2 separate regions of the Mus musculus genome follow, and region 2 is linked to region 1. Evidence: chromatin loops called from intact Hi-C (ENCODE). Cell type or tissue: heart. All regions are shown on one strand. Region 1 overlaps Nhs (NHS actin remodeling regulator). Region 2 overlaps Reps2 (RALBP1 associated Eps domain containing protein 2).

Region 1 (8,000 bases):
CCTTACCTATAGCAACTGGCCAAACCAAAAAATAAAAATAAAAAAATCAAGAATTATTTGGTCATTTTGTACCCAAATTGCTGACTATTAGTGTACTTGATTAAGCAGAACATTGTTTGAAATCTTGAGTGGCACCATGGCAGGCCTGAGGATACAAGGAATACAAAGATAAATTTAGACTAAAGGATCGTTTTGAAGATTAATCTATGTTTATTTTATGTGTATGAATGTTTTGCCTGCATGTATGGTTGTGCACCATGTGCATGCAGTACCAGCAGAGGTCAGAAGAGGGTGTCAGATCCTTTAAAATTGGAGTCACTGGCACCTGTGACATGCCATGTGCGTGCTAGGAATGAAACTCCTGTCTTCTGCAAGTACGGGTGTTCTTAACTGCTGAGCTGGCTATCCAGTCCAAGGGATAATGTTGAAAGTTAATAATGTCACAAAAGTCCATGCCAGGTAATCAAAGTCAACAAGTGCCTTTTGACTACAAGGGCAGATGTCCTAGTCATAGTAGCTTAAATGGTAAATATATCTAATTGTGTTACCAAATAACATGCCTGAAAGCAGACAATTCTAAGATCTACTCTTCCTGTTGTTTTATGTTGTCATTCTTAGAGTCTTGGCTTTTTGTCCTTAGGCTTCTTGCCTCCAATTACAATATAGCTGCCTTGCTCTAAGCATGTTTTCAGATGGCAGACCCCAAAAGCAGTGAGTGAGAAAGGAAGCAAGTGGGGCAGTATGGTAGAAGATCACCTTCATCCAAACAAGCACACATAGGTGACGAGAGTGCCAGTCTGTCATGACTGAAAATCCAATCTGTCTTGGCAGCCATTTTTCCATCATCACTTAACACTATGCAAGTAACTTTTTTAAAAAACAAATGTGTGAGTTAGGTGTCTGTGCCATATAGTATACATATGGGATACATGTAAGTGTTTTGTTACAGGTGCATTCAGAAGGCAGAGACTGTACATTAGTTCTTGAAAAATGATGGAAAATTTTGAAGAGGACCTGAGTTTTTAGCTGCATCAACCAAGTGGACAGAGGAGAAAATGCAAACAGGAAACCCACTATGTCAGAGTATGGTGTTCTCTCTTTTCTTAGCTTTTCTCATCTTTTGGTCAAGCCTCTGTAAATAGTGAGTCATTTAACTCTTCAGGATTTCCAGATTTTCAGTGTTAATAGTTGCTATGAATACTACTGGGGGAGAAGAATAATCATCCAGCTTTGACCTCCAAGAGTTACAACTATCACTTGGCCAGTCAAGATATGTTTACTGGTACAGTATTGACATAGATGTTATGAAAGTAACTAACCACTTCCTTATCGTAGACCAACTCCGTGAGATGGAACCCATTGTTAATGGGGTCCATGAACCTGTGACTGTATGGGTAATGGGCTCTAGAGGGGAACCTCCTACTCTGTTAAGTAGGCATAATATTAAAATGACTCCAATGATTTAGTGCTATATCCATAGTTTAGTGGATCTCGAAACCTTTATCAGAGAAGCTTCTTCTTGCACTTAGACTGCAGTTAACATGGAGACATTCTGATGTTCAGTGTGTAGAGAATCAGAGACTGGGAGGTACTCAGCCCTCCCAAGGCTCAGGGACCTTCTTGGAAAAGAAGATGAAGCGATTGTAAGAATCAGAGGTGAATCAGAGGTGACTCCAAGGAATCTGTTTTTCTAGTCACAACAGAGAAATAGTCTTGTGTGTATAAATGTGTATCAAATACGCAAAATCATATTTTAAAATTAATGATCCTTGATGTGGGTGTGCTCACAGGCGGTTAATGAGAATATAAACTGATACAATATTAATTGTGCACAGTGTAACAATGTCCTCTTTAAAAAACCCTTAATTCGGTAATTCAAAATCCAAGAATGCATTTTGTACTAGGTGTGCTAGGTTGTTAATGGCTGATGATTACATAGACTATAATTAGTATAAGGTTGTTTATTGTGATGCCATTACGAAAAAAATTGTTGGAATCAGCACAAATGGCCAATAATAGAGTATTTATTAAGTCCATGTGTTTAAACATGAAAAAGTGTCTGAAATATGTTCACTGATGTTTGTTGTATGACATTATATAATCTATAAGGCAATATGCACAGCATAGGTCTAGTTTTGTGCAAAAATAAATATCATACTTAAAAAAGAGCCTGGAAAGTAAAACAATAAAATGAGACAGTTATTATCTCTTGTATTATCATACAAGAAAAGCAGTTTTTATTTTCCTCTGTGCTGCTCTGAATTTTCCCAGCTGTCTGTGCTGCACATGTAATGACATGGAAGATGCTTATAAAATTAAGAGACAATATCAGGTGAGAAAAATTACCAAAACAGAATACAAATTGGTTTCAACTGTGTAAGAATACACATGCATCCCAAGAGGAAAAAAAAAAAAGAGGCTGAAAGGAATTCTTTCCAAATCTTTTTTTACAAAACATTCTTTTTGCAGAACTTGAAATGGAACCCAGCACATTATGCATGCTAGGCAAGTGCTCTACCACTGAGCCAATTCTTCAGCTCTTCCAAATCGTGTCAGTAATTTTCTCTGGATGGCGACATGATAGATTACTGTCATTTTCTTCTTTATACTACGTTGTATTTTTCAACTTTGCTATGACTAGCTTATATTATTTTTTATGAGCACAAAAAGAAAATGACCATCAACTAAAACCCATAGAAAAAAAATTCTTGAATATGTGCCACACATGATCCCTGGCTCTCATAGATGTCAACAAAACATTAAGTCTGAGGGCCTCAGATTTTTGTGCCTTAGCTGGGGAATCATTTGACCTGTATGGATATTGATGCTCGAAGTTATTCCTTGCTCCCCTGAAAGACATAGGGACACAGTCGGAGTTGCTGTTAATGGGGCAAATGAGTGAATTTCAGCAGTACAGAAAATCTGCAGTGGAACCTGTGCTCTGGGTTGCAGGAGGGCAGACTCTTCTTTTGTAAACTGCTGATCCAATAGGCTCCTCTGGTTGGATGCATGGAGCTCTCTGGTGGCCAAGAGATGTCAACGCAGTAATTTCTGCACTTCCCAAACTAAACCCAAGATCCAGGAGCCAAACCAGCACATTCAAAGACCACTACTTACTTATAGATTACATTTCTACCTCATAACTGGTAGGTAAACATCTGTCTCCATTATCCGTATAAGTAGTTTGTGTGAGACAGAATCCTCCACTCTACCCTTTAAATTACTGATAGAATAGGCACTCTCTCAGACATCATGCCGTGTCAAAGTCACCAGTCTGTGCTTGGTTTTGTAATGACACGGCAATAAATTTCTTGATGTCTGCCAACTAACATGGAACTCCCAATCACACACCTGTTCCACAAGTCCACCACCATGGATGCAAGACGCCTTTAGGTTTATACCCAGTGGGTTGTCATAGCCCCATAGAATTAAAAATAAAATACAAAAGCCCTAGTAACAAGGAGCATAAGCTCCAGGGAAGCTTTCAGATAGCTGCTTGCTGAAAGAAATGATTATTTGCTGAACCAACAGGGAAAAGCACCCCAGTCTTCAGAATTTAGTGCAGAAGGCCCCTTCCATTTCCCTTGGGCTGTCTTTTTCGGGGATAGACAACTTGAAATCCAACCTAAGTTTCAGACTCTCATTGCCTCTGGGTAATCGCCTATGTTTCTATGTTTGCATCACACTGTGGCTTTAGCACATCTGATAGGGTGCTCAGCCAGTATGTGTGTGGGGGACATGTATGTCATGTGTTTGTAATAGTATGCAATCACCCACCTGGCTATACGGGAATCTCTAACTTTTCATTTAGGTATAGTCCCTACCCACAACCATATTCTAAATTCCTTGAAAATAATCTTGCATGGCTTTTGAAGTCTTGAGAAAATGCTACCTACCTAGAGGTGTTGTAAACATAGGCACTATTCAAATGACCTTTTTGTTTGTTTGTTTGTTGTTTTGTTGGTCATCCACAAAAGCAAATAATACCAGAATTATTTGGGGGCCCTAGACTCAGGGCTTTGTTTATAGAATATTGCTCTACTTTTAACCTTTGTGGACGCACTGACATTTGAAGAGGCCTGAGGATTAGTGGAAATTTACCCTGTGGATATTGCAGAGTGTCCCATTTAGAGGTAATTAAGGGGAAGAAAAGAACTAAATTACACTCCCCAGAAGAAATGCCAGTGGTTTGGTTATTTTTACTTTTGTTGGAACTAATGTACTTAGAAATGTATTCCTTCTGCCATGTTTCACCAGTTGCAAAGGTACTTTATGGCATCAGAGAACTAGTAAATAGGGTTCTGAGGATACACTCACGCTCTGAAATGTTCTCCAAAGCCAAATTTGCATATTCTATCAAATTTATTCATGTTGATGATGTCTTAAAATGCCTTTTCTTAGATTTATTTTTCTGTGTATGAGTGTTTTTGCCTGCACATATGTCTGTGCATCATGTGAATACCAACCAGGTGTCCAAAGGGACATAGGATCCCCTAAAACTGGAGTTACAGATGATTGTCAGCCACATTACAGGTACTGGGAACCAAACCTGGGTCTTCTGCCAGAGCAGTCAGTGCTCTTAAATGCTGACCCATCCTTATAGCCCTGACAGTAAGCTTTGAAAAAGAAAACATTCACAAGATATCAATTAAAATAGCCTTAGGAAGTTTAATACTCACATAAGAATTCAAAATTAAGTGGCTTCTTTATTTTTGACTTTGGCTTTCTTGAAAGAGGGTATCACCTATTTCACGGTTGACCTTGAACTCACTGTATAGCCAAGGATGAGCTCAAACTCCTAATCCTACTGCTTCTACTTCCCAAGTGCAGAGATCACAAGTGGGTATCACCACACCTAGCAAAATGACTTTTCAAAAAATTGTTTAAGTTATTAATTATTTATGCCTGTTGTGTATGTATGTGTATGCGTGCATGTATATGTGAATGTCAAGAAGGTGAGAGGAGAATGATAACCTATAAAGCTGTAGTTATAGGTAGTTTTGAGTCACAGGTCCTCTGAAAAAGTAGCAAGCACTCTTAAGTGCTGAGCCATTTCTCCAGCTCTCTAAATAATTTTTTAAATATAGAACTGAATCCCAAGTTCTCTGCTTTCTTCTGTATCCAAGTGCTCCTGGATTCCCAGTGGAAGATGTGTGCAACTTCTATTAGCAATGAGCTGTAACCCTCTTACATGGAGACTCAATCTAATTTGCTTCTGTATATACAACTCATGGTTCACAAGGGAGACAGGAGTTTTGTTTAAATAGATTCGTGGTTGGACATACTGATGGAGGGAGGAAATTAACTTAAGAAAGAATGCATATGTGTCTCTGTATCCAAATAGAGTATTCTTTTTCAGTTTCTATTTGCATACTCATTTTTTTAAGAAGAAACTGCCAGGCCTCTTTTTTATTTTATTTATTTATTTATTTATTTATTTATTTATTTATGGTGGTGGTGGTGGTACACACCTTTAATCCCAGAACTTGGAAGGCAGAAGCAGATAGCCTGCCTGGTCTACACAGTGAGTTCCAGGACAGCAAGGTCTACACAGAAAAGCCCTGTCTCAGAAAGTAACCACCCCCACCCCCCAAAAAAAGAAAAGAAAAGAAAAAAACAGAGAAAAACCTATTAAAAAGAGTTTCCTGTCTGACAGTTAACACACCACTAAGAACGTATTGTGTAGCCGGTAGGGTGACAGTGGCATCAAGTTTATGCCATTCAATCCTGTCAACACCTCTAGCTGTAGGTCTTATTTGCTAGTACCACTACACGGATGAAGACATCCAAGCTTAAAAAGGTTGAAGAGCTAGCCCATGTGCAGACATTCTGTAAATCTTCTTGAGTACTATGCTGTGTGGAAACACCCATAGCAAAAATGCTCATTCCAGTGTAGAAATGAGGAAAAGGCTTACTACCTCAAAGACATTTCTAAGAGACATGTGGTTACTAGAAAGAAAAAAAAAACAATGGAATATAAGGGAAGTTTACTAGATGTTATGAGAGAGAGCAACAAGTGAAAGGAAGCCATGGGCCAATGAAGGAGTAAAGAAATGCCTGGTAGTACTATGCTCCTTAGCTTCCTTCCAGTGGAATTCAGGCACTGGCTCAAGACCAATGAAAATTCGATTTATCTAGAGAACTGTGAGTACTGAGGGGCTGAAAACTGGTGTCTGATTTGAGACATCACTAAGGTGGGCTACTCTTTTCTTTTCCCTCCTGGAATACCTCCGGGATCGGGTTGCTTTACAGGCAGGAAGGAGCAAGGTTCATCGGCAAAGACTCAGGTAACCTTGGAGGCAGCAGGGGCGGTGTGGGGGTGGGACACAGTCAAGCCTGCACCACTGGCTTGTCCAGGGTCTCGAGTTGGAAGCAAAGCAGGAGAACTAGAGATGTGGATACTTTCTTGTATGCTTCATTAACAGAGAGCTCTCAGGACAATGGGACAAAAATGAAGCAGACTGGAGCAAGGAAAGAAGATCTAGGCAAGTTGATACTCTCAGCTAGAAACTAGTTTTTTGGCATAATCTCGCTGGAGCAGGAACTACCTTAGAGGTGGCTCCACATTGAGGAAAGGTGACTGACTTTTTTGGCATTCATTAGCTAATGGGCTGCCCATGGAGAAGGAGGCATACCTTTTGGGCTAGGTGATTCTCATTGGCAGGGTCAGTTATCTTGAGATAGGTTAAGCTGTAAGCTGCCATTGGCAACCAACCTTCATAGCTGTTGAAGAAAAGGATGCCAGCCCAGTTTATAAAGAATTGGGTTGGAGCATCAACAGAATCTCCTACACCCATCATGTTGACACATAGTTTCTTGTTAGCATGGGATGTATATACAACTTCTTCAGACGTTTTGACTTTTCAGATGTAGAACACCTTACCAAGTATAGATAGTTCATGCAGAAGTTCATTCTTTGGGCCTAAAAGGGAAGGGTACTAAGCAGGACTCTTCCCATGAGCTGTCCCCATTTTCTGGCCCTTCTGGGGTACCTGTCTGTGCTAGCTGAAACTAAATACTTGTGGTGAAATCTAACTTCAATGGCATTTAGCATACATAATTCCCTTTAATGTAGGACAGCCTCTTTCATGACATCTAGGCTATGACTTTGCCCGGTTTTATTTCTCCTCTTAATTTAGATGCCCCCCCCCCCATGTTCCCTCTAAGCTTCTATCTAACCTTTCCTTTTCAAATCCTGTTACTATTTAACTGGGTGGAGAGAGCCTCAGGATTTATTTGGGTAAAGAACAATGAAAAGGCCATTAACTAGCTAGCTGTGAGTCCAGAGGAAGTGAGGACTGATTGCCTGTTGAATTTGAGAAGTTCCTAAGAGTACACCTTTCCTGTATGGTGAGGACAAAAGTAAACCAATGGATGGAGGCTTCTTTTACTCCCACCCTCCTTGCCTTTAGACCTGAAGGATTAGTCATAGGATCATGTTCAAATTATTCAATCCTAAAAAACAAGTGATTAACATTTAACTTTTTAATGGACAATTACTCAACAGTCATGCCAGAGGGTAAATATTTATTCATCTATTCCAAAGAGTGAATGTCAGCCTGAGTCAAATAACTATTTGTGTTCATTCTTTAATAATGGAAAAGTGATATTTCCAATTTTGATCCAAAACATATGTAGATGAGCTTTTCAGAGCCCTAAATTAGGCTTAAATTAAAGATACTACTCCTTCCTTTAACAAAAAAGCTAATATTTGTTGTATTCACTTCTCTAGATTTGGAATTTGGTAACTGGAACACTCACAAAGTCAATAGTAACAAACAACTCCATTTCTCAGTCTGCAGTCTTGTGTCAGACACTATTTACCATTATGCCATTATGGATTCAAGTCAGGGCAGAAGCAAGGCCATGATGTTGACCAACTTGTCCTTTGTAATGTGCTTATAATTATTCTTCCTTAGAGTCGGAGGCTAACTTGGGTGAACTTGTCTAGCCTGGAAGGAATTAGCAGCTTCCAATCTCATTTCTTGTTTGCCTACACT
Region 2 (8,000 bases), 490 kb before region 1:
CAACCCTGCTGCATCAAGTCTCCGTAGGGTTAGCTGCATCCTCTTCCACTGAGGCCAGACAAGGCAGCCCTGCACAGACAGGCAACAGCTTTAGGGACAGCACCTGTTCCAGTTGTTGGGCTACCCACATGGAAGACTCAGCTACATGTCTGCTACATATGTGCCAGGGGGCCTAAGTCCAGCTTGTGTATGTTATTTGGTTGGTGATGAAGTCTCTGAGAGCCCCCAAGGGTCCGGGCTAGTTGACTGTGTTGGTCTTCCTGTGGAGTTCCTAACCCCTTCAGGGCCTCCAGTCCTTCCTTCTATTCTTCCATGAGAGTCCCTGACCTCAGCCCAATGTTCTCAGTTCTCTGAGCGCTTTCTTTCTAGCACTTCAGGGCTATCACAAACCCATACCTGTGGCCTTCAATGCACAGCCAGTTCTTAGACTTCAGGTATAACACCTTTATCTGGTGTGAATATCAAGAGTTCTCAAAGATGGTCCCAGATGGTGGCTTATCCCAATACCATGCTATGATATTAGACGAATGGTCTTTCATTTATGACAAGATTCTGACCTGTTTAGATTTATTTTTAGAATGCTTATATTAGGCTACAGGGGCCTCAACACATTTAGCACAAACCTGTCATGTGATAAAGAAATGAGTATCTCATGCAATTTATATTATTGTACTGAAAGTGAAAAGCATAATGGTTGCCGGAATGTTTTTGCCCACTTATAAAGTTGACAATTCCTAACTTAAGCCATTGTTAAGTCAGGGACTGTATATTTGTTTACCAATTGTATTCCTAAGTGCACAGCTGAGCACTTTCTGTATCCCAGTTTTGTAGTACTATAGGCACTAAAGAACCACTGTAGCCTCTGGCCTCAAGGGATGAACTTGGTACCACTTCCCTGCCATACACGGAGTGTTTTATTTTATTATTATTGTGTGTATGGTATGTTTGTGTGCATGTGTGCAGGTGTGTGTGAGTGTGTGTGTGTGTGTGTGTGTGTGTGTGTGTGTGAATATGAGTAGATATAAGCCATGGTGTGTGTGTCTGGGGGTGGGGTATTGGTTCTGCTCTTCCTCCATAGGTTTTATTCAGTAAGTGAACTCAGCTCATCAGCCTTCTACCGACTGAACCATCATCTTGTTGACCACTCAAGGCATTTTAATCCATGTCATTGTGCTAAACACAAATGTGAGGCTACTTAGCCACATCAAAAACCTTAGTTTGGCTTACCAAGCTGTGACTTAGCTAATAGAAGTCGTTTGCTTGCTCTTTCCTGAGTATGTCCTAAGTCTACTTAATGTGAACACCTTCATGTTCAGGTCTTTGTGTGTCATTTCGTTGTAATTTTACCACAAAGGAAGTTGGGGTTTAGCAATTAGAAGTGAGCCCCTTACAGCCTCGTAGGTCATTGGTGACAGAGGCTTCTCCTGTCCAGAGAAAGTGTTAGAAATTTTATGATGAATGTTTAGATGGGGAGAAAATAATTTGCTTTATGTCACCAATTAACTGTTAATCAAAAGGTGACAAGAATTTCCAGTACCTGCTGCTACTGGCCATTTTCCAAATGTGAAGTTTTTTTTAACCTTCATCTAGAATGCTTACAGTGCCTTCACTAGTGCTTATAACACCATCCTGCCCCCTCCAAAGCCTCTAATGCTGGTCTGTACTCCATATTTATTGTAGCAAAAGGATACCTGTAACCTTTATTGTGCTTTCCAACAGGAACAAAAAGATGCAACTTTTGTATGATAAAGAAATCTCTTTTTGTGTACTGTAGAACTGTTTTTGAGATGCCTACGAACCATAGAGAACATGGAAACTTCCTTAGTGCTATACAAATGCTAACTCATTTGATCCTTCTAATGGGTGTGGCTCATTTTGAAGATAAGTAAACTAGGAGAGAACTCAGGAAATTATGCAAGGTCACTCAGAGAAGGACTGTCACAAAGCTGTGATTCTAAGTGTGCTGCCTACCCCAAGTACCAGCTTCACTGTGATGCTATAATGTATGAATTAGATATTTTTCTGTTGCTGTGATAAAATACCCTGACAAGAAGCAACTTAGGGAAGAAAGGGTTTATTTTAGCTTATGATTCCAGAGGGTTAGGGTCCATAGTAGTGGGGAAAGGCATGGAGCAGACAGGCATAGTGGCAAAAGGAAGCTGTCTGATCATATTTTCATCCATGCAGAGGAAGCAGAGAGGGGAAGAAGGTGGGAGGGAAGGAGGGAGGGAGAGAGAAAGAGACCAGGAAGTGGGGGGCAAGGCTGAAAACCCTCAAAGCCCACTCCTATGACATATTTCCTCCAGCAAGGCTCATAACCTTCCTAAATAGCCTCCAACTGGGGACTAAGTGTTCAAATACAGGAGCCTATGTGAGGTATTTCTCATTCACACCACTTGTGAATCTGTGTCTCAGAGCTGTTTTTTTACTTTTAACAACCAACCAGACGCATCAAGAATATATTTTATTTAAAAAAACACTGTAATTGAAGCACCCTACCCTACTACTAGTGACCCCCTCCCCCATTATGCTTCTGATATTGTTGTGTTGCATAAAGCTTACTTTTCTGACATGCTTTTTCTTGTCACTCCCATCTGTTTGTGTAGTAACTTCATCAAGCTTTAATGGAATGGACTGACTATAGTGCCATACTTTGCTAAGACTTATGGGAGCATGAAGCTAGGTGTAATAGCCCTATCCTTTATGGTTCATTGTTCTCAGAAGACAGTCAGGCCCAAATCATCTATTGTGTACTTTCTCATGGTACCTTTCTGTAACTATTCTATTCTATGTGTCTCATTTAAACCCAGTGCTTCACTGAGAAGGACTATAGACAATAGGTAGTCACTATTTTCTTTTTGAGTAACAAGATAGCTCAACTTTCCCCATGGGGGATGAGTTACAGTTGCTATCTAGGTTCCTGAAGTTCTTGTTTCTCTTCTCTTCAGTTTCCTTCTTTATCACCAGATAGTGACAGAAAACAGGAAGTAGTCCTAGGTGTACTCTGGCTTTAATGTGTAATGACAGTGGAGGACAGTAGGGCTTGAGTCAGGGATTCAGCCTGAGAAAGTAACTAAGAACATGGGCTTGGGCTTTGAATCTATATCTTACTGGCTTCGAAACTTTGGGCAAGGTACTTAGTGTTTTCCTGCCTCAATTTCATCATCTTAAAAATGAATATAGTAGGAGTATCTGTTTTTATAACTGAAAGAGTAAAAATGAATAGGTCACTTAGTGTCTGACATATGACCAGCCATACACAGTCATTAAGAGCTATTATAATTATTATTACTCTATGCCAAATGAAACAGAAAGGATGAGATCTAGTTGGAAAATACAGGAAACTCAGGATAGCCAGAGTGGCCACAAACCAAGGATGAGTGCTGGCATAGATCACGTGACCACTTGTAATAGAATTCGTTTCTTTCTTTCTTTTTAATGGTAATTGGAAAGATCAGACCCAGGGCTTCACACATGCTAGACCAGTCATTTACCTGTGAGCCACAAGCCCTTTGTTTTTGTTTCGTTTTTGCTTTTTTTGAGGCAGAGTCTTGTTGTGTAGTCGAAGCAGACCTCCAACTTGTGATCTTCTTGTCTCAGCCTCCGTGGTGCTGGGATTACAGGTGGTAGTAGCACATGTACATTCAAATCACTTTCTTATTCATGTCTGTGACCTAGGAGCTTCACTCTTGCCTGTATCATTCTCAGGTCCAGATCATCACCAGTCACCAGTTTCTACTCATACTAGAAATGGGAAGGAGGAGAATCTGTTGGCAAGAAGCAGGTGTAGGCCATCTTTCTTCAAGCTTCCCTCATGGAGAACACAAGTCCAAAGAGACTTCTAACACAAGTGAAACTAAGGCAAAGGAGATGAATGCGTGCTAAGTAGGGCGTCTGTCTGTCCTTTCAGTCTTTGCCCCTACAGTCTCCCAACTCAGCGAGCATCATCTCTGTGTGCAGGATTTGTAGATTTCTTTATTTTCTTGAAGATTTTTGTCTGACCAAGATGCACCATCTTTCATACTTTACCAGAAAAACTCTTGATAAATATCTTTATTCATCTGGCAGCTTTAAAGGCTCGCTGTCATGAAAAAGTGCTAGAGAAAACAGGATAAAACAGGTGTTCTCAATTCCTTCCAACGTGCATCGCCCTGCTGACAAACTACTGACATGTCGCTATCCCCTGTTTCTGGAGGATTCTGGGGAAGCCTCAGTTTTCGGCCTTTAGTGCCTTGGTAATATTCCAGTGTTTCTACCATGCTGATCACAGGCAGAGTGAGGAGGGAGTGTGTGTGTTATCAGCACTGATACCAACCTGCTGTGTGCTGGAGTGTCACTTGCCTCTGACTCCTTCCTGGGGGTTCTTCCCAGCAGGCAACACGAGCATCCACCCCTTGGGATCACATTATCTGTTTTAGTTTAGGGTACTGTTTTTAACCCAATCCCTGAACATCTGCTAAAATGTTTTTGCAGTTGTTGCTTGCGGTGAAACTTTTCTTCTGTATACGTTTAGCTTATGCCACTAGGTGGCACTTTAGGGACATTGCAGGAAATTGGCACAACTGGATTTATGTTTTAAAGTTTTTGACATATAATAAAGAAATATCAAAAGATCTACATTGAGTGTACAACTCAATCAATTTTGAAAAGGAGAATACACACATGTAATATACACACAAATCAAGAAGTGGAATATAATCAACACTTCAGAAGTATCCTCCACCCCATGCTGTTTTGATATACTTATGTCCTTAGGATTAACATTGTTGTGACTTCTAGCAGCATAGATTACCTCTATGTTTTCTACTTGTATAAGTTGAGTTGTGTTCTGTTTATTTTTGTCTGGCTGCTATTGCTTAAGTGATTTTTGAAATAACATATATGATCATTGCTGTATAGTATTCTACTATATATGCAAATATTGTAGCTTGCTCTTGTTGATGGATATTGGGAAGTTTTCAGATTTTGGCAATGAGGAGTAGTGCAACTCTGTACCACCGTGTCTAAGCTGTTGAGTGGATCTATTTTTATTTTGGAGGGTATAAAGCATAGAATGTTCTGGGTTATAAAATGTTCATATGTGTATCTTCAGCTTTCATAGAAACTATAAACAAATTTACAAGGTACAATAATACCTTATTAGTGGCCCTCCATTTCCACTTGCTCATTCTCTTTTTTTTCCAGATTTATTTAGTTTTGACTTTTTGAGACAAGGTCTCAGTATGTAGTTCTGGCTGGCCAGGAACTCGCTGTGTAGATCAGACTGGCTTTGAACTCACAAAGATCCATCTGCATCTGCCTCCTGAGTGCTAGGATTAAAGGCATGCTTCACCATGCCCAACCAGATCTATTTATTTTATTTTATGTATATTGATGTTTCTTGCATTCATGTCTGTGCACCAGATGTGTGCCTGGTGCCTGCAGAGGTCAGAAGAGGATACTGAGTTCCCTGGAACTAGAGTTATAGATAGTTGTGAGCTGCCTGTGTAGGTATTAGCAGGTCCTCTGCCAGAGCAACAAGTATTGCTAATTGCTGAGCTATCTCACTAGCCCCCTCTTGCACAGTGTCATAGGTGCTAACTTATTTTATAGCTGCATCCCAATTCTTAGATAGTTTTCTCTCTTCTTCTTTTTCACTTTCCTTTTTTGGAGTTCCTTGTTGGCAAGCTATTTTTAACTGATATTTTAAAGCCATATTTCTCTCATAGATAAAGTTCATCCAGAAAGGCTTTGTCAACCACTCTTTGGACATTTGTAATAGCTTGACTGTGAACTAAAAGTAGTTTGAAAAGATACTATTCTACTACTCCATCACTCAGAGACAGCAATGGGGAGAAGCAAAGAAGTTTTTTCAAGACCTCATCATGAGATGCCTTTGAATTGCGGGCCTGTTTGGACAGGCAAGAAAGAGAATTGCATAAGGCATCCTTATTCAACTTACTCCTGGGGAACTCAACTCTCAGAAGAAGTCTGCCATAGACAACTGTGTCTCTGGGGAGCATACTGTGTATTCTACTGTAGGTGCGTGATAGAATGATGTGTGGATTCAGCTCAGACCTCTGTCCTGTGAATAGAAATTGTAAACAGAAAAAAACAAACCTCAGCGATGGTTAAAAGATTTTGATTTGATTTTACCCCCAAGTAAAACACTTTCCTTAGTTGTATGAGCAAATGTGTTTCATGGATACTGTCCATAATCCAGTGGATTTCCACAGTCCCCATGAGGTTTGACCATATGACTGCTGAACTCAGGGTGTAGTTTACAGTTATTGATTTCTGTCACTGAACTGTGTCTGGGAATCTTGGCAGTGTTTTCTCTGGTGTCTTCCATGGATTGATGTGCTGCGAGGAAGAGGGTGCTTCAGAGGTGCTCAGTGCAAACTGGCTGAGTTTGAATCAACTGTATTCTCGTAAGTTCTCCCACCCTGTATTGATAGGAATAATATCCAGTGGCACAGATCTATTTTGCGGATAGTTCATCACTTTTACTCTAAACTGGAGCCAGCATGTTCTCGCTGTTGGTTTTCATCTGTTCTACAAGGGAGAAAATGTCCCTTGCATTGAATTGGCTGCTATTTACAATGACAGGAACTATGCCTAAGAGATCAATTGTACCTTTAGTCCTAATTATAGCAGTTTCTGCCGTTATTGAACAGTCATTATGTAATTGTGCTTAGCATCCTGGATAGTCTCCGTAATCCTCATAGTGCTGTGAATTAGATAGATTATCCTCATTTTGTGGATGAAAAGAATTACAGTTTAGAGAGGTCAAGTATGCACCTAGTAAGGCCCCAAACTGGATTTGACTGCATAGTATGTACCTAGTACCTGCTGTGTTCTGTGATCACAGTTGCCTTTTGATCAGTGTTGAGTTTGTTGCTGCCTCATTCCTTTTGTTGATTACAACACCCCTTGCTTGATGTAGGCTATGTACAGGGTAAATGTTGACAAAACAAGGCACACATTGTGTTCTCAAGGGGCTTACAGTTCACTTCTATTTCTCTATTTTGCATGTAATTGGGTTGTGGATTGTAGGAAGCTCTGGACACTGGTTGTAGAACAACAGAGAACTAGGGTGCTGCCCGCTGTTGATTCTGCATCTTTTGTCTAGGTTTCATCACATGGCTTTCTGGTAGGACCTTGTTGAGCACAGATGTGGCCAGGTGAAAATCAGGCACTCACTGACATTTAGGATTCTGAGATGATGCTGAAAATCCCCAGAAGGCTGCTGCAGGGTTGTCCATATATCTCTCTAGAATCTAGCGATCTAGAATCTAGGATCTTCAGGATTAAACAAAGCTTGAATTTCATTTTTTTTCTTTTTTAAAAAGAACTTATTTTTATTTTATGTGCATTGGTATTTTGCCTGCATGTATGTCTGTGTAAGGGTGTCAGATGTTGGAGTTACAGACAGTTGTGAGCTGCCATGTGGGTGCTGGGAATTGAACCTGGGTGGTCCTCTGGAGGAGCAGCCGGTGCTCTTAACCACTGAGTCATCTCTCTAGCCTTGTGTTTCTTTTTCTAACCCATGGGTATGGCTATTACAAAAATTTCAAAGTCACCAATTATTCATACCTTGGCAAAGTTCTGCAGTTAAACTTAAAAAATAAAATTGGACGTTTTTGTTTCAAAATCAAATTTTAAACTAAATTTTCCTGCTAATATGCATTTATAGTTTTATGACTTGCTCTCCCATTCCATGTGTAAGTAGCTGAGCAAACCTTTCAAGATTACCTGTGGCTCAGTCCTGACCAGCATCTCAGAGACTTGATTTTCTCATCTCTTAAATAAAGAATTTGATCTATCAGTACCAAATTCTTAAATAAAGGGTTGGTCTGGGATGGCTGCATAAAAATCACACAGGGGCTTGTTAAAATCTGTTTCTAATGTTCTATCCCTAGGAGAACTCTGATGAGGAAAGTCTACAGTACTGTCTTGATATTTGTAGTTTATTAAACTTCCCTAGATGATTCTCTTCTGTCAGCTGTATTTGGAAGCTA

What was found. Peaks named below come from ENCODE experiments on the same cell type or tissue, not always from the same donor. Only the 100,000 strongest peaks of a DNase experiment are listed, where the experiment ranks them.
Region 2: a loop joins it to region 1, with 11 times the contacts of the local background. A loop is called at or near these places in 10 of 42 quality-filtered maps.

The regions. Positions count from the first base shown.
Region 1 is chrX:161,962,901-161,970,900 of GRCm38, reverse strand. The region is part of intron 1 of Nhs (NHS actin remodeling regulator); the gene reads left to right. Among named protein-coding and RNA genes, the nearest start is that of Gm26317, 100 kb to the left of the region's middle. In heart, CTCF peaks have their summits at 283 (motif pointing right) and 3,025 (motif pointing left); no DNase peak of the experiment used is centred here; H3K27me3 peaks cover 1,147 bases.
Region 2 is chrX:162,450,512-162,458,511 of GRCm38, reverse strand. The region is part of intron 14 of Reps2 (RALBP1 associated Eps domain containing protein 2); the gene reads left to right. Among named protein-coding and RNA genes, the nearest start is that of Reps2, 190 kb to the left of the region's middle. In heart, a CTCF peak has its summit at 4,530 (motif pointing right); no DNase peak of the experiment used is centred here; H3K27me3 peaks cover 305 bases.